Linked DNA regions of Homo sapiens: region 1 is linked to region 2. Evidence: chromatin loops called from intact Hi-C (ENCODE). Cell type or tissue: IMR-90. All regions are shown on one strand. Links, peaks and the distances in the headings refer to the core of each region. The heading gives the core; the rest is flanking DNA. Region 1 has its middle 47 kb from the start of STK39. Region 2 overlaps STK39 (serine/threonine kinase 39).

The links. Hi-C counts contacts between places; a loop is a spot of excess contacts. Peaks named below come from ENCODE experiments on the same cell type or tissue, not always from the same donor. Only the 100,000 strongest peaks of a DNase experiment are listed, where the experiment ranks them.
Region 1: a loop joins it to region 2, with 11 times the contacts of the local background. A loop is called at or near these places in 4 of 110 quality-filtered maps.

Annotation. Positions count from the first base shown.
Region 1 is chr2:168,289,716-168,299,332 of GRCh38, reverse strand. No RefSeq gene overlaps it. Among named protein-coding and RNA genes, the nearest start is that of STK39, 47 kb to the right of the region's middle. In IMR-90, for the core only: a CTCF peak has its summit at 5,346; no DNase peak of the experiment used is centred there.
Region 2 is chr2:168,150,044-168,159,660 of GRCh38, reverse strand. The region is part of intron 5 of STK39 (serine/threonine kinase 39); the gene reads left to right. Among named protein-coding and RNA genes, the nearest start is that of STK39, 93 kb to the left of the region's middle. In IMR-90, for the core only: no CTCF peak of the experiment used is centred there; a DNase peak (open chromatin) is centred at 4,410; H3K27ac peaks cover 557 bases.

The sequences.
Region 1 (9,617 bases), core at 1,020-9,019, 140 kb before region 2:
ACCTTGGAGATTTCTCACATATATTTTTTGTTTACCTCAATATCCCTTCGGTAATCTAAAAATCATTTTAAAATACTCTTTTAAGTTATAAGATATCTCTTGGAAAAATTATTTCTGTTTTAAAAATTAACAACCTTAGAATTTATGCTGTTTGCCATGACAGAGTGTTGGTACTAGACTAGTTCTCCTGTGGTAAAACACTAGAAAACTGGGGGAAGGATCTGAAACAACTGTCTTCAGATACCGGACTGCAGGCAGCACAGGACCAGTATCCCTGAAAGAAGGAAAACAAGCAAGGTAAATCCTACATTACCTAGATTTGTCACGTAGAGGCACCCTCCAGGCCCTCTTACAGAGAGTGCAAACTGAAGCAAAGCACAGGGTCTCACTGAGCTAAAAAGACAGATTTTAGGGAGGCTGAAGTGGCAGGAATTTGTGGCATGCAACTACACAGAATAAAATCTCCAGAAAGCTTCAGAGCAGTCCCTTTGAATCTTGGCTGAACATTAATGTGTGCATGCACAGAGTGAGACTCACTGAGGCCAGGCAAAGAGAACTACCGGGGAACTTTAAATTGAAAAACCACTAAAGTTTCCACAGGACTGAAAGACATTCAAGATCTGTGCTTGAGCCAGACTGGAGAGACCTCCTTGAACAACTGGACATTTAGCAGAGACTCCAGGAAGGCCTTGCTTTAAGACCAGGGGAAATAACCTCTATAGTATAGGTTACTATACACTTGCCCTACTAAAGCTTTAAAACAGACCTCAAAAGGATCAAGAAGGGCAGGGCACGGTGGCTCACGCCTGTAATCCCAGCACTTTGGGAGGCCAAGGTGGGCGGATCACCTGAGGTCAGGAGTTCAAGACCAGCCTGGCCAACATGGTGGAACCCTGTCTCTACTAAATAATAGAAAAAAATTAGCTGGGTGTGTTGGCGGGCGCCTGTAATTACAGCTACTCGGGAGGCTGAGGCAGGGACAACTGCTTTAACCTGGGAGGCGGAGGTGGCAGTGAGCCGAGATCACGCCATTGCACTCCAGCCTGGGTGACAGAGTGCGACTCCATCTCAAAACAAAAACAAGAACAAAAAAAAAGGATCAAGAGATCAGGAGGCTGTGGCAGGTTGACTACTTGAGCTCAGGAGTTCAAGTCTAGTGTGGGCAACATAGTGAGACCCTGTCTCTTAAAAAAAAAAAAAAAAGATCAAGAGACTCTGCAATAAATTAACTATTCATAAGGATGAAAACCTAACCTTCAAACAAAGAGAAAATTCTTACACTCAATAAGATGACATTCATAATAGAAGGCATAAGATAAAAACTTACTGGGAACTGTAAGGAAGCAGGAAAATGTGACCCATAACCAGGAGAAAATCAGTGAATAGAATCAGACCCAGAAGTAACAGAGACAATGAAATGAATAGAAAGTGACTTCAAATCAGTAGAATTAACATAATTCAAAATTTAAGAAATGCATGTATAGGATGAGGAAAGACATGGACACTATAAAAATTCGCCTAGTCAAATTTCTAAAGTTGAAAGTTAAAATATCCAAAATGAAAAACTCACCAGATGGATTTACTATTATATATTGGATGCTGCAAAAAAAGAAAAGAATAAGTGAACTTGAAGACAGGGCAATGGAAACTACCCAAATAAGATATTGTATTCGATATATGTGTGTATGAATTAAAATAAAACAAGAAAGAAGGGAAAGCTCTCTCTTATGGTAGAATACCAAATACTGTAATAAATGTAGAAGGAATAGTGGAATTAGAAAATAATCAATTGACAGCCATCACAGTAATAATTTTTTCAGGCAATAATTATCAATGGATGATAAAATTTGTGGGCAAAAGCATGGTGAGAAACAGGATATTTACAGAGTCTCAGAGTACCTTTCCTATAAGACACAAATTAATCACATAGGGGAAGCCAGAAATTTAGAGTGGAGAAACCTAGCAGTGATCAGGGGTATCACCATTAATAGGACAAATTGATATCTTGTGCCTCCTGAAACAATGACTGAGACGGACATAACATTCCTTCTTTGACATTCTGCCAAAAATGCTTACTGATCAAATCATGAGGAAACATCAGACAAATCCAAATTGAGAGACATTTTAAAAAATGACTAATAATGCTCAATACACTTTGAAAGTGTCAAAGACAAAAAAACAAAGACTATAGAACTATTAGAGGTTAAAGGAGACTAAGAAGACATAAATCAATACAAAATGTAATCTTGGATTGAAACGCAGACACTGAAAAGGACAACACAGAAATTTACTAAGGCATGTAAGTTACATGTTATTATCAATATTAGTTTCCTAATTTTGGTAACTGTACTATAGTTATAATGTCCTTGCTTTAAGAAAATATATAATGGAGGATTATTAAATATGTAATAAAATATATAATTTAGTATTTAGACATGTTAAAAAACCAATATAAGTCACCATATTGACACATAAAGGAGAAAAACTATATGTTTATTTCAACATATCCAGGAAAGGTACTTGATAAAATTCAATACCCATTTATGATAAAATAAAACAAAACATGATAAAACAACAACAACAAAACCCAAAAATTCTTTGCAAACCAGGAATAAAAGGAATTTTCCTCAATTTAATAAAAGTTATCTGAAAACTCTACAGCTAACAACATAATTAATGGCGAAATACTGAACACTTTCCTCCTAGGATCAAGAACAAGGCAAATATATCTGTCCTCACTATTTCTATTCAATGTTGTACTGAAGCCAAGAAAAATTTAAAAACATACATATTAAAAGAAAGAAGAGTATCTTTATCACAGACAGCATTAATAAATGAAATCAGCATTGTTGCAGGACAATATCAATATAAGAAAATCAACTGTATTTCTATATACTAGCAACAAATACCTGAAATTTGAAATTTTACAAGGTATCATTTACAGTAGCATCAAAACCCTAAAATAATTGGAGTGCATTTACTAAAAATATGTGCAAGATCAGTGTACTGAAAACTACAAAATATTGCCAAAAGAAACTAAAGACTAAATAAATGGGGAGGTAATACTATGGGTTATGGATTGGAAGACTCAATATTGCTAGGATGTCAATTGTCTTCAGGCTGGGCACAGTGGCTCCTGCCTATAATCTCAGCACTTTGGGAAGCCAAGGCAGGTGTATCACTTGAGGCCAGGAGTTCAAGACCAGCATGGCCAACATGATGAAACCCTGTCTCCATTAAAATTACAAAAATTAGCCAGGTATGGTGGTGCATGCCTGTAATCCCAGCTACTTGGGAGGCTGAGGCACAAGAATTGCTTGAACCCGGGAGGCAGAGGTTGCAGTGAGCCGAGATTATGCCACTGCACTCCAGCCTGGGTAACAGAGCAAGACTTCATCTCAAAAAAAAAAAAAAAAAAAAAAAAAAAGTCAATTCTCTCCAAATTGACAAGGTGATTCTAAAATTTTTACAGAAATCCAAAGCACCTAGAATTGCCAAAATAATTTTCAAAAGAACTGATATAGGACTTATGCTATGTGATTTCAAGACATTTTAGAGCTACAGTAATCAAGATAGTATAGTATTGATGTAAGGATAGATATATAGATCCTTTGGATGGAATAGAGAGTCCAGAATCAGACTTATATGTATGCAGTCAACTGTTTTTTTATAAAATCGTGCTGTACATCTTTCCTGTAAATAACCTCTCACTACTTCTGGCAAACACTGATCTAATTCCTATCACTATGAGTGAGTTTTGCCTGTTTAAGAATTACTTACAAATGGAATCAAAGTGTACAAGTATAGACTACAACTGAAAAGTCAAGGGAGTAGTTCTGAATTCAGGCAGTGCTCAATTAAATGAATAATGTATCTTTTTGTTACCTCTGCCTTCTTCTGATTGACTTCATTCATAGCAGGTTTTCTTTAGTGATGGCAAATATGGCCACCAGAAGCTCAAGATTTATATTTTGTTTAACAATCTCAGTAGAGAGAAATTACTTCTTTTTATGTAGTTGTAGCAAAAGTCCAAAGTCTAATTTTTATTATATTTACTGGGAATATGCTTACCCTTGAACTGTGCCAGGGGCATGAGATATGCTGCTTAGCCAAGCCAGGGCCTAACTCTGGATCTAAGAGATGGATGACTCCAGTCCCCCATGAACCACAGGGATTGAGACAAAGGAGTAATATTATCTTCAGGTATTTTCTCAGGATGATAAGCCAAGCATCCTGGATTCCAGTTCAGGGTTCACTCTACCACAATACTCTGCTATAATTCAGCATTTGGAATCCTGCATCATGTCCCAGAGGGCCACCTGGTTCTCTGTTGCCAGAATGTTGTGATGATGTTCTATGGCTCTTCTTCCAAATAGAGTAAGGGTGATGGGGCTCAGGCTCTGTGGAATGGGTGGGATTGTCAGTGGCAGAGCTGATTAGATAGGAAAGGACAGTGTCATTGTGGGGACTGGCAAGCAGAGTCATACCATCTTTTATGTTCTTAAAAAAATACATTTAGAAAAACTAAGCACAGGATAAATGGACCTGATCAAGGGAAAACAGACAATTTCTAACCATTTGTGATCATTTCATCTCAATAAGAACAACGAATGTGAAGAGAAAAAGAAAAGAAAAATGGGAGGTTAGAAAATGATATAGAAGAACACAATTTCTTACTCAACATATCATTGACAATGTTGGCAAGCAGTCATTTTCAACTGTCAAAAATGTAAGTAGAACAGCTCACTTAGGAAAAGGGAAGGCAATATTAGTAAGCCTAATCTGTCAATCAATGCTTGCTTGGTTATTTGTAGAGAGATGCTGAGACGAAATGTTTTCAAGTAGACAATATTTATATTTGCAATAAAATTAAAAACCAGGACTGTGAGGATATTCTACTTCTATGCTTTTCTTAGGCTATTACTTTTAATAAGCTGGAATTATATTTTTATATTTTTTGGCTTTTAAAGGAAATCTGTATTTTATCATGGAAATAGAACATAAAGTCCACTATTGGATGAATTACTTCCCTCTGAAGAGAGTTCTTATTATTTCCAGCTTTATATGTTATAAACACAGATACTGGCACTCTTCTTTCAGGCAAGAAATACTAGGGGAAAATATATATGTCATGAAATTAAAAACTCCACCATAAGTGAATTTAAAGCCAAACGATTTCATAGAACTGCACCATTTCTAGGAGTCTATGTGGAAGAGAAAAAATATTTTAGACATTAGAGGGAATGGTTTGGCCATTTCAAAACATGAATGCAAATTATCGGACAGCCCTTCTATGGAGTAATGGCATCTGTGTCCCCTCCACTTGAATCTGAATGAGCTTGTAACTGCTTCAACCAATAGAGGTCAGATGTGAGGCTGTGTTACTTCCATTGCCATCTCATGAAATCTCAGAGCTTCTGTCTTGATCAATGGAACACTTGCTCTCAGAGCAGCCATGAGTAAAGACCAACTATGCTGAGGCGTTGGTAAGGCCACACATAGGTACTCCGGTCAACAGTTCCAGCTGAGCCAAGACACCAGTTATATAAGTGAAGCAGTCTAGGACCCTCGGACCATCAACTCAACACCACTGAATGACCTTCATTGACACCATGTGGAACAGAAGAATCACCCAGCCAAACTGCCCAAGTTTGTGACCCCCAAAATCACAAGATGTAATGAAACAGTTTTTGTCTTAAGCCATGAAATTTTGAGATAGTTTGTTATGCAAACAAAAGGGATGCCATTTTAGAATGAATGATGTAATTACTTAAAAAAATAAGAACTCATATTTCTTAATAATGATAAAAGGCAAATAATCCTATAAGAAATGATAATAAAGTGATACCACATTTTTTTAATATTTTTGTTTGCTTTTAGGATATTTGAGGCCTTATATAATAAATAACTTGGATTTATAAGCAGAGTGAATTGAAAAGGAAATGCAAAGAGAAAATTTAGTAAAGTGTCTTAATATAACACACAATTAAATGAAACATCTACACACATCCAAAAGGCTAAATAGCAGATTGTAAGTTGTCTATATCTTATTTCTTCTAATTTCATGAAAAAGAAACAAGCAACAAGTAGACAAGCTGGTATAATTTTATTGAAAAAAATCAGGACATTTCAGGCCTTATCAATGTGACAGATTTTTAGAACCTTCATTTTAGGTGAAAGATACCAGAAAATTATTTATAAGTAACTGAGAAACAACAAAGACCTAAAAAGACAGCTATACCTTCCACATCCATAGTACTGCGCATTGGCAGGAAATGTTTATGTCCCTGAAGACAAGATTCTGGAGGTCAAAAGGAACTCACAGAGATAATTAAAATCATCTCCAGAAATGTTTTAACATAGAACATATTTTTTCTAATCTTTTGAACTGTAGTTACCTCTTTTCTCACAGACTATTCGTTTATTTTTCAATCCGAAAATGAAGTTGAATCCACTGAAACTTAATTTGTATTTATTGAACTTGGCTTCTTAATATGAAATGCAATACTTATGTCAATGCACATGTGAAACTCTCTGATGTCCTGCCATTAAAGCATAACAAGTTAACTAAACACGTGAATGCATAGAAGTAAAAGCCAAAGATAATACTCATATGGTATTTTTCTGTTAATCAGAAAATTGAAAACAACAGAACACTCAGAAGTCACTTCTGTTTGGGTTAAGGATGATACCAAGGATCAAAACAGCAATCTCACCATGAAACAAACTGCCTTAAATGTAGAAGGGATACGGTGCATAATCGTAGCACTGAGTTGATAAAAATAACAGTGACATGTCGGTGGGAGTGTAAATTAGTTCAACCATTGTGGAAGACAGTGTGGCAATTCCTTAAGGATCTAGAACCAGAAATACCATTTGACCCAGCAATCCCATTACTAGGCATATACCCAAAGGATTATAAGTCATTCTGCTATAAAGACACATGCACACATCTGTTTATTACAGTTATTCATAACAGCAAAAACTTGGAACCAACCCAAATGCCCATCAATGATAGACTGGATGAAGAAAATGTGGCACATACACACCATGGAATACTATGCAGCCATAAAAAAGAATGAGATCATGTCCTTTGCAGGGACACGGATGAAGCTGGAAACCATCATTCTCAGCAAACTAACACAAGAACAGAAAACCAAACACTGCAGGTTCTCACTCATAAGTGGGAGTTGAACAATGAGAACACATGGACACAGGAAGGGGAACATCACACACCGGGGCCTGTTGGGAAGAGGGGGGCAAGGGGAGGGATAGCATTAGGAGAAATACCTAATGTAAATGATGGGTTGATGGGTGCAGCAAACCACCATGGCACATGTATACCTATGTAGCAAACCTGTACGTTCTGTGCATGTATCCCAGAACTTAAAGTATAATAAAAATAATAATAAAAAACAGTGACATACACTAAAATCCTGATTTAAAAGCTACCAATATGCCAATACTATAATTCTCACCTCCAAAAGAACAGTAAGTTTTACTTATGGAAGTTTAGATATAAAAGCTAGTATTTATCACATTTTACATTTAGATTGCTTCTATTTGGAATTAATATGACAGATGTTTCTTAATAATAAGACATTTCATAGAATGTATATGAACACATAGCGTCCCAATTATTAAAGATTAAATATACAAATTTTGGTTAAGCCACTAAAGATATTACCAACATCATGGTCCCTTGCTCTGAGGTCATGATCTTTCAGAGACCCTGGAAAGAGATGCTGGGCATTTCTTGCACTCATACAAGGTTGTTGAAATGTTATCGACCCAAAGAGCACACCAAGCCTGACTCAAAAGTGAAAGCTTCTGTAACAACGTTATAGATGAGTACCTACCAAATAGCACCATATTTTCTTCAGGCTCCTTCTGAAACCAGTCAGCTTATCACCCTAAATCTCATAACGAATAATAGAGGGAGGGGAAGGCTGGTGATGACTGATTTTTGGGGGGCTCTAAGCATTTTTATGGAACTCAGGGATGCACACTTCTGTCAATGAGGTCACTCCAACCACTTCAAATATCTCATGGTTCCCTGGTTTTAGATTAAAAAAATATTAATAGGGGGAGAAGAGCCATAGGTAGTTACAGTCTCTCAGGGATTCTGCAAATCTGTAGTTAGGACAAAGAAAAAGAGGGCCGGGCACGGTGGCTCACGCCTGTAATCCCAGCACTTTGGGAGGCCGAGGTGGGCGGATCACGAGGTCAAGAGATCGAGACCATCCTGGCTGACATGGTGAAACACTGTCTGTACTAAAAATACAAAAAAATTAGCCGGGTTTGGTGGCAGGTGCCTGTAGTCCCAGCTACTTGGGAGGCTGAGGCAGGAGAATGGCATGAACCCAGGAGGAGGAGCTTGCAGTGAACAGAGATCGCGCCACTGCACTCCAGCCTGGGTGACAGAGCGAGACTCTGTCTCAAAAAAAAAAAAAAAAAAAAAAAAAAGAAAAGAAAAGGAAAAGGGAAAACAGGAATGAAATAGATTTTAAAGTTTTCTATCTGCCAACAGGGTTTTCTCCAATTCCGATTTAACATGAGGCCTGTAATAGGAATGCAATCATCTTTATTTAATAAGTTATTTCTTTACTCTTTATTATTTACTCAGTGTCAAAAAATCTCACAGCATCTTTAGGAAAGTCCTGGCAAAAGCTTACTGGCTGGGGACCATGCAGGAACCCCTGGGACTCATCTCTATTGCTGGAGTTGAGCCAGCCTGAGGAATGGGACTTTTTGTGCTGCGACCTCATCTTAGCAGCACTGTCCGACCATTTATGTTCTTCCCTGGTCACTGCCGTGAAGAGGGCACCCGGAAATGGGAGCTCTGTCCATCGTTCATAATAAATTAGCTTCACAGAGTACCCAAGAGACTGAGGAATTCGAATTTAGAAATTCAAAAGGGTGCATCTCCTTAAACTCTTTAAACCAAATTCTAACGTTACTCTTCACAGACACCCTCTATTCCAAATATCATATATTCTTCCCCATATACCAAGATAATATTCTATTAACAGGTCTTCATGAAGTCCTGTCACCTGTCCTTAAATAAGGAATCGCGACGATAAAGAAAATAAAGTGAACAAATAAGAAGAGAAATATTTTAACAGAGATGTCCTTAGAACTAATTCTCTATGAAAAATGTTTATAGGATTTTCAACTGACAGACACTCTGACATGCAAACCTGGCTTAAAGTGTTGACAACATTGTTTTATAACCCAGCATAGCCCGTTTTTATGGTAGTTGTGTGATGACGCACATTCTCTGACTCTTTCACGTGAGGGAACAAGAATGCCATAAGCCACTTCACTATTTCATTTGTAAATTTCCAATGAATTTTTAAATAAGCTTTTTCACAAACATGATAGTCATTTAACAGAAATAGCATTCTAATTTAAAGGTATGACTTTTAGAAACATGCAGGTCATAAAGAGAAGCTGAGATGCCTAAATTGTGTAATAATAATTGAAACTCAATTTTTTTTTTTTTTTTTTTTGAGACAGAGTCTTGCTTTGTCACCTTGGCTGGAGTGCAGTGGCATGATCTTGGCTCCCTGCAACCTCTGCCTCCCAGGTTCAAGTGATTCTCCTACCTCAGCCTC
Region 2 (9,617 bases), core at 466-8,465:
GCTTTCTAGAATTCACATTTAATTTCTCCCATATTCTCTGACCTGATCATAACATCCAACTAATACAGTATTTAAAGTTTGAATTTTTAAAGTGTTCACTATAATATAAGGTTATTGCCTTAAAGCATTTTTAATGTCTCCTTGGAAAGGTAGATGTTACTGCTGTCCTCATTTTATAGGAGATTGACTTTCTTGGTCAGGTACTTGGTTGCTGCCTGAACAAAAATGAGGACCAGGAGTCTCTGGGTCTTTTACTGGCATCCTTGTCGGTGGGTGAAACAGGCGAGATCGGGGGGAAGAGTGGAATGTGGAGACTCAGCAACGGCAGGGGTGAGACGGTCCCTTTTTGTTGCTACCTGGACAAATAATACATTGTTTTTACCCAGTCTGTTTTTGCTCTTTCCCCTTTGTATCTTTATGCCTCTGAGGCCCTGTAGTTTGAAATAAAAGTTAAGCAGGGGAGAAGTTAAGTTTGCATTTATTTCTTTGAGTGTAATATACATTGCCCACCTTGAGAATATTATTGTGTGCACTGTTTTTAAGAAAGGGCATTTTTGCTATCCTAATAGAAAACATAATGATTTTTGTTTTTTTTTAGGGGAAACACTCACTTTTACATATGTATAAATTCCCTTTTTCAGAACTTTTTATCAGAAAACAGAAGATTAAAGGGCCTGATTTAGACCATGAGAAACCCTCACTTTATTATGCAGCTAGAAGTGTGGTGGATAGGATAATGAGCCTGGTTCTGTTGAACACAGTCCAAATTCTCTGGGAAGAATGTACATTTCTATTGAACGTGGGTATAAAATCAGGAACTAATGTGTCTTGAGTGCTTCCTGTGTGTCAGGCTAGGTTTTGGATTCTGAATGCTTTGAGTCTCATTCAGTCCTCAGCACAACTCCATGAGGAAGGTACTATTGCATCCATTTTACATAGGAGAAACTAAATTACAGTGGGGAAGTCAGTTGCCCAGGTCACACGTAGAATAAGCGGTGTAGCCATGCTTTGGGTTTGGACAGTCTGACTCTAGAAACTGTCAACTCACATCTATGGGATTTCCAGGAGGAGGACCTTAAATCTGGATTTAAATGACCTCACTTTCAGATGGAATATACCCCAGCGATCACTAGCTCTTCTGTGTCTCTGCATAAATCGATTCCCCTTTGGGCCAGGGAACATATTCAGCACCTTCTTCCTCCTTGCTCCTTCAGGCTGAAACACAAGGGTGTCCCTGGTAAGGTTTCAGGGCATAGGAGAAGCAGCCATCTAAGCGTCATTTGGTATAGAATTAAGCTCAATAATGACACCACACTCTTTTCAGACTGGAAAACTTCAGGTTTGATGTAGTGAATTAGAACCTGAGGACAGCCTACTCAGGGTTTAAGAGAAAATGCTTTCCTTCTTACTGTACCTTCTATGCTTAGAGGTCCAGTGTGTGTAACTTCCTGATAATCAACTTGGATGCCTTGGAAAATGTAATAGGTTTTGCTGCACTGTGTGATAGAAGGGGGAGTGGCTACTCGAAAGTCATGTTCTTCCCACGGCATAGCATTTTATCTTCCAATTTGATGCCCTGTCATATTGTCAGGAAGAGCTTAGTGCTTTGGCAAATGACTAAGCCTGTTTGTCCAGAATTAATGAGAGACACTATTTTGAGCAAACAGAAATTCATATGAAACAGATCACTTTGAGGTGGTTTCTGCTAATCTTTTTAATCTAAGATTTAAAAAAAATAGTGGCTACTCTTGATGTTCTATAAAAATGTTGATTTCAACACCTTTGATTTATAAAGAACTTTGTAGAAGCTTACTACTACATTATGTAAGGTAGATCTCATGCTCATTTTCACTTACGTTTGCCTTTTAGGTGTGTGTGTGCTGTGGTTTGAATTTTGTGTGCCCTCCAAATTCATATGTTGAACCCTAATTACCAATGTGATGGTGTTAGGAGGTGGGGCCTTTGGGAGGTAATAAGATCATGAGGCCTAAACCCTCATGAGTAGGGCCAGTGCCTTTATAAAGAGGCCCCAGAGAGCTGCCGTGCCCTTCTACCATGTGAGGACACGAACAGAAGGCACCATCTATAAACAAGAAGGCGGGTCCTTACTAGATAGTGAATCTGCCGATGCCATAATCTTGGACTTCCCAGCCTGCAGAACTGTGATAAATAAGATTTTGTTGTTTTTAAGTCACCCAGTCTAAGGTATTTTGTTATAGTAGGCCCAATACACAAAGACAGTGCTTATGTGTGTGAATGTGAATTTCCCTTCCCTGGTTTTACATAACAGAAATAAAAACTGGTACTGAGCGAAAGCAGCCTGGAACTCTAGAAAGTTACCATCAAAATGCCTCACGTATGTGCATCCATTCAAATCAAGCTTATGCCCTGGGTTTTTCACTGTCCAAGGTACATTGGTAGAACTTTGGGTAGCATCTCTTATTTACTGGGAGGGAGATAATATCCTTATCAGCCTTGAATACATCTTCATTTTAAATCTGCATCTTGAACACTGAAAACCCCATGACTAAAAGTGCTAGGAAAACATGCAATGAAACTTAACTTGCTTCTGTCACTTAGGCGTTATCCATTAAGGAGCTAGAGGAAGATGGGCAAGGTGGTTGAGTTTTTACACCCATAGCTGCTAGGTTCTTTCATTTTCCTTCTGTGGCCTTTGGCCCTCATAAAGTGCACTTTGATGGGGAGGGTAGGGGTTTAAGAGTTATTTTTTGTGTTGTAGGGAAGAGAGGCTGCTGCTTTGAGCAAGGCACCCGAGCAGCGCTGGAGTCAGCTTCTGATTAGTGTGGGAAAGCGCTGAAAGCCCCGGAGGCATCCAATCAGGAAATGATGTCATCACATTTATGAGCACCTTGGCCCAGAGCATGGGCTCTGACACCAGACAGCCATAGTTCAGTCCTGGCATTGCTCCTTCTAGCTGTGTAACCAAGTTATAGCTTTAGCTTCTCTGTGCCTCATTTTGCACGTTTGTGTAATGAGAATATACTGCGGCATTAAAGGAGTTAAAACACATTTTATTTTAGAATTTGCTAACTCATTGCTTTCGTATTGAAATTGGGATGGTGTCCTCTAATTACTTAGGGTGTGGTAAGCTCACGGTGGCTAGGGAGGTGCGAGGCCTTAGGCACTCCATCTGACCTCCTGCCGTGTTATTTTGCTCTTTTCTTTTTCCCATCAGTTTCCTCAATATCACCAGAGTGAAGAATCTGCAGTGTAGATCTGACTGTATCTTCCTCTTGCATAAAGTTTATAAGCATTGTTGATGGAATAAAGCATTGTTGATGGAATAAAGCTCCAGCTTCCTACTAATGGCAGATGAGGGACCTGCCTGTTTTTCTGGTCATGTCTGCAAGTGCTTTCTGCTGTGACTTGAAATGCTTATAGCTTCTTGTTCAGGGTTCCCCTTTCTTACCTGAGTAACTTCTTTTCATGACTTATTCATGAAGAATTCTTTCCTTGAGAAACCTTTCATGATCATTTCCTCCACCATGCCCACCTGCACCAGGTTAAGCCCCTCACCCTGGTGGTTTGCAAGGGTTCTGGCCATACTCTAGCTAGCCTATGACACAGCACTGACATTGGGCCTTTACTTTCCCATCTTCCCTTCAGACTGGATACTTCCCAGAGGGAGAAACTGTGTTGTTCATCGCAGCATTCCCAGATGGTACCTGATACATGGCAGGTGTTCCTGAACTTTGGGTCAGTGCACTCTGCCTAGAGGCACGGGAGACACCCTGTCTCAGCAGCAGGTTATGCAAGTACATGTGCCTGTTGGTGGCAAAGAGAACAGATGTAAGGCATAGCTGAGAGTTGAAATGAGTAAGAATATATCAGCTTAGCAGGGAGGGAGGCAGAAATATTTTAAATATTTAGGTATGTATACTACTGCATATTTTAAAGGCTGAAAATAGTTTTTAATGGGGAATATCACTTCTGATTTTGGACAAGCACTGCCCTAGCCTGCAAGCCATGAGGCTAAAGTTAAGGAAGAGTGAAGCAGAGAACATGAATGAAGAGGCAACTGGTTATACTCAGAAAATAGAATACACATGAAAATTAAAATCTGTTGGGGTGGGGGGGGTGCAAGTGCTTTATAGTGAACCGAAATATTTGTTTTGAGTTTCAGGAACAGTTTATAACTATGTGAATTATGGTTTGATGAATTACGACAAAATTCTCATACATGAATTTTTTTTTGGCATAAGTGAATAAGGACAGTAAATTAATGTGGCTCCCTGATTTTTGGTATCTCGACAAATGGTAACATTTGATAAGAGCTCTAGAATGAACCAAGAATGTACTCAGTTCTGGAAACTGAGTTTTTCATTCCAGCTGCACACCATCAGTGAGAAATACTTGGGGAGATTGTAAGCAGCTTCTCATGCTTTAACAGCTGCTAGCAGTTGTTTGAGCAACAGCTTAAGGAAATGTTACTGGGTGAACCCGGTGGAGGAGAACCACTTTGCTCTACTCTCCTGCTGGAATTTTTGCTCAGCTCTGCACGTTTAGCTGCAGGGGGGACAGGGTTGAGCTTCACAGAAGAGTGTCTAGGGGGGCATGAGGCAGATGGGACTCAGTCTCCCTCCTTCCCTCTCTTTTTTCCTTCCTGTAAGGGCCTGCAATTCATTATTAAATTAAATTTCACATATTACCAAATACTATGGAGGTCTGCCTAAAATAAGAGTTTTTAGACTTGAAAGCAGAGCAATTCGGTCCTTTGCTTATTTTTTCGTTTATTTTTCTTTTTCCCAGAACCTCCATTTGTATAGCCTGCTCCTTCTGTGGGAGAAAAGGTAAACATTAGATGTTTGGTTTCAGTGTATCCTCAGTGGTTAGTTGACAGGTATTTATTGAGCATTTGCTATGTTCTAGGCACAGTCCTCTCAGCTGACACAGTGGTAAGCAATGGAGACATTGTGTCTACTGTCATGGAGTTTAGGTGACACATTAAACAGTCAACTATATAAATTTAAAAAATGTGTTAAGTGTGAAGGGAATGCCTATACCTGGGTAACTTAAGTTATCCACATTAGGACTAGTTGAATAGGTTGTAATGGGGATAAATTTTAAATATGTATTGTAAATAGGTTTTGGTCAATAACATCTTATAAGTTACTGCATGTATCATATGTTGATTACAGATTTTTAGGACATTTAAATAGTGTTAACCTGTGTTTACATTCTGTGGAATATGATTTAACACTTGATTGTATGTAGTACACTTGAGGACACAGTAGCCAGTCTAGGCCCCCAGTGGTCATTAACTTACTGTCCTTACCCTTTGCTGGCCATAGTTTGTATCACCTGTAAAATGATGTGCTTAGGCTCTCAAATTTCCTTGCAACTCTAACAAGTGGATAACTTTAATAGAGAACTCTATGACCCCTGTGCTCCTGAACTGTGCTTCTCACAGTCTTTCCCAGTTCTTTTAGTGGGAGAACCATTCTTCTATTGAATGGGCCAGAAATCTTGATATTCCTCGATCCTTGTCGTTCTCTTGGACCCTACATCCTATCCAATATGTTAGTAAATCCTATGGTTGACCATATTTCATCAGCTCCCTGCTGTCATCCTGGTCCACAGACCCATCAGTTCTTGTTTGGATTATTATGGTGGTCTCCTAAAAGGACCTCTTCTTCTGCCTTTGCCCCTCTGTGGTCTGTTCTCTACACGGCATCTGGATTAATGCTGTTAAACTAAGTTGACTTGTATTATGCCTTTCCTCAAAACCCTCCAACCCCTTGCCATTTCAGAGTGAAAGTCAAAATCCTTAAGGTGGCTCGTGAGGCCTTACAAGATCTGGCCCCTCATTATGTCATTGATTTCAACTCTTACATCTTCCTCTTCAGTCAAATCGGCCTCCTTACCTTGCATGCTGCTGCCCCGGGATCTTTGCATGGGCCGTTCCTTCTTTCTGGAATACTCTTTTCCTTACCTCCTTCAGATCTTGGCTCAAGTGTCACATCAGTGAGACTTCCAGGCCTCATATTGTAACCCCCCCCCACCCCATATTTTGTATTCCCTGCCCTGCTCTGTTTTCTTTATTGTACACATCAGCGTACTCTCTATCAGTGGCTCTCTCAAGGTGTGCTCCTAGAGCAGCAGCAGCAGCATAAACTTGATAAAAATGCAAACTCTTGTGTTCTCCTACCCTAGACCTTCTGAATCGGAAACTCTAGAGGTAGGGCCCAGCAATCTGTGTTTTAAGAAGCCCTCTAAGGGTTCTGAAGCAGGCTGAAGTCTGAGAACTACTACTATGTATTATATTTTGTAATTTTGCTTTTATCTGTATTTACCTCTCCCCCTTACTCCTGCCCCAACTTAAAAGTCAGCTCCGTGAGAGCAGGGGTTTCTGGTCTACAGTCCCAGTACTTAGAACTGGAAGTGGCACTTAGTAAGATCTTGGCAAATAGTTGTCAAATGAATTAATAAACATCTGACTATATAGTAAATTTAGATTAAAAGAATATTGAGCAATAGTTCAGTGACTCTTTAATGTTAGGAGTTTTCAGTGTGAGGTTTTCTTTTATCACAGATTTGGAAATCTGCAGATTCTTTGAAGATTCAACTAATCCTTCTGAAAACTTTGTAAAACAATGGTGTGCATTGTTTCCTTAAATACTTGTAGCAACTGGAGTTGTGTTATTTTAATCTTCTCCCATAGGGATCATATTTTTAACATGTACAGATGGGCTATTGTGGCTTAATGGAAGCTTCTGATAGTAGTGCTGGTTGAGTGAAGATTTGTTTAAAAAAGATCACCTGCAGGTATATGAATATTGCATTGGAAATTTAGACTTATTAATATTTGATCTAAGTTGTTCATGCCTGTCTCTGCGGATATGGCCGGCCAGGAGCCCTCGCTGACTTTAGAAGCTTGCCTTTGGCTTGGGAAACAATAATACCTGTATAATATACTTACCTGGTGCTCTCCTTACAGCAACTCTGTCAGTTCAGCACAATAGTTCCTTCAGATGAAGCATCTGAGGACTGCTGAGCAATTGTGGACTTGTTTAAGGTCATTCTGAAAGTCATAAAAGCACTTCACTCTCAAATCTCCTCAGACTTCACTTTTGCTTCTTGCCATTAGGTTTCACCCCTACCCCACCAATATACTTCTTAACTCTATGCCTTTTGACGGTTGAGGAGCGCCGGGGCTCAGTTCCTTCCGTTGTAAAGTAAGGAAGATTGACAAGATGTTCTCCAAGGACCTATCTTGCATCAAAATGTTCAAATAACCCTTCATTAGCTGCAGTCACTTAAAGACATTCTCAGTACTGTTTTGAAGAATTCAAATCAGAGGATTGTCTTGGGTGTAGAGAGGAGAGTAAGCCAAGCCTCTGTCCTGTGGCTGCTTTTACCAGAGCATCTTTAAAAATAGTCCTCCCACCCCACATTGGGGATCCAGGGAAGAATGGATATGTGGTGTGGGAATTATCTGTGTTTTTCCTTTGTTCAGTGTAATTATCTTATTTAATAGAAAGTTGACCACTAGTGAACTCTTGAAAAAGCTGTCTCTTGGCCTGGAACCTTCAGCACATCTGGGCTGGGACTCCTGCTCCAGCCTTCCCTTCTGTTGCTGCTCCAGGTGTGACCAGTGACTCTACTTCTTACTGAAAATTCACCTGCTTTGGGGCAAGGGTTCTGTAGCTCTGACATAGATGGGCAGATTATCTGTGGTTTGCCATTTTGTTCAACTGGTCCTCTCCACTGCTGTGGCTAATTGACTGTATCAGTCAACTGAACTTTGAGCCAAATATAATTGGCATTGACCACCACTTATTCTTTTTGTCCCTTTTAAGCCTGTGGTGTCTTGATTGAGAGAATGGCTGAGGAATTGGGGAGGGAGTAGCAGCTTCTGTGTTTTTACCAAGAATCCTGTTGAATTTTTTTTTTTTTTTTTTGAGACCGAGTCTCACTCTGTCGCCCAGGCTGGAGTGCAGTGGCGTGATCTCGGCTCACTGCAACCTCCACCTCCTGGGTTCAAGCGATTCTCCTGCGTCAGCCTCACGAGTAGCTGGGACTATAGGCACGTGCCACCACCACACCTGGCTAATTTTTTGTGTTTTTAGTAGAGATGGGGTTTCACCGTGTTAGCTAGGATGGTCTCGATCTCCTGACCTTGCAATCTGACTGCCTCGGCCTCCCAAAATGCTGGGATTACAGGAGTGAGCCACCGTCCCTGGCCTGAATTTTTCTTTCAATTTTTCTATCGTGAATTGATTTGATTCCTTGTAGAAGGTGCAAAGGATGTAGCCTATTTGAAGGAAACTGGTTGATGGCAATGTCAAGAGTCTACATATGAGACCCCAGTCATGGGAAGGCTTGCTTCTTTGTGTTTCTTTTATTTTAAAAGATGAAACTCTACCTTTATGGACTGTCTTATGATTTCTTCTTTTGTTGTCAGAAAAGGCTGTGAAACTGTCATTCTCTGATGTTTCAAAGAAGGTTATGACTACTGCTCCCTCATTAATAGATAGGGAAGATGGATTTGATAAGTGACTAGAGCATTTGATAAGTGACTCTCTAGGGCCTAGACTCAGGAAATACTGTAGGATTATGTTTTTTTGACTGTGAATGACTTGGACACCATGCCATGGTTGGGGCCCATGGCATATAGAGCCAAACAAGGCCATTGAGCACCATTTGCTTTCAAGAAGGAATAAATAGAAATGAAAACCAGGAGCCTGATGTGGGGTGAGGGGAAGGGATTGGGTGGGAGTGAGGGTGTCAGAAGAACCTCTTTGGTTCTACATGGTTCCTCTTGGGGTACCAGGTTCTCTCCCAAGCAAGATGGGTGGTGTGTCCCAATATGTAGTGGTGTGTGAATAACTGATTACTAATAGTAAAGTGCCAACATATTTATTGACTTGCTTAAAAGGTAAGCAGATTCAAGGTTATCACTCTAATAATATGATATCAGGTTGGTGCAAAGGTAATGTGGTTATTGCCATTGCTTTTAATTTAAAACCGCAATTACCTTTGCACCAACCTGATATCACCCTTACACAATTCATTAGAGGTTTTCACAAATGAGAGAGAAAGGAGTAGTGCCACATAAATCTGTGCAAAGAATCATGTTTACCTATAGCCTCTCTCCCAGTACCATCACACCTGCAGTGAGCAACTGTTACTGATAAACTGTTAGTAAGTATTGTGATTATAAATTATTTTCATGCACTTAACAAAGATTTCATAAAAATCTGTGTATTCCCAAAGAGGTGTGCCATGTATATGAATTTATTCTACTGCACATATGAGACATAGTTGAGAATCGCTGGGTTAGACAATTCTGTGTGGGATATGATTTATGTTTTTAGAATTGCCCTTGGACTAACTGTGTCATAAGATACATGAACATGCACACTTAACTACTTTTTTCCTGCTACGCTTCCTCGACTGCCATGGTTCTCTTCATCTGAGAGGTGAAAGAGGAACCTGTGGAGTTGGCTGTGCATTGAGATCTTCCAGTCCCACTGAATCACGCCATAGTGCCTGCTAGGAGGACAGTAATCTAGAGTAGTGCTTCTCTTCTTCGATGTGCGTTCAAGTCAGCTGGGGATCTTGCTGCAATGCAGATTCTGATTCAGTAGGTCTAG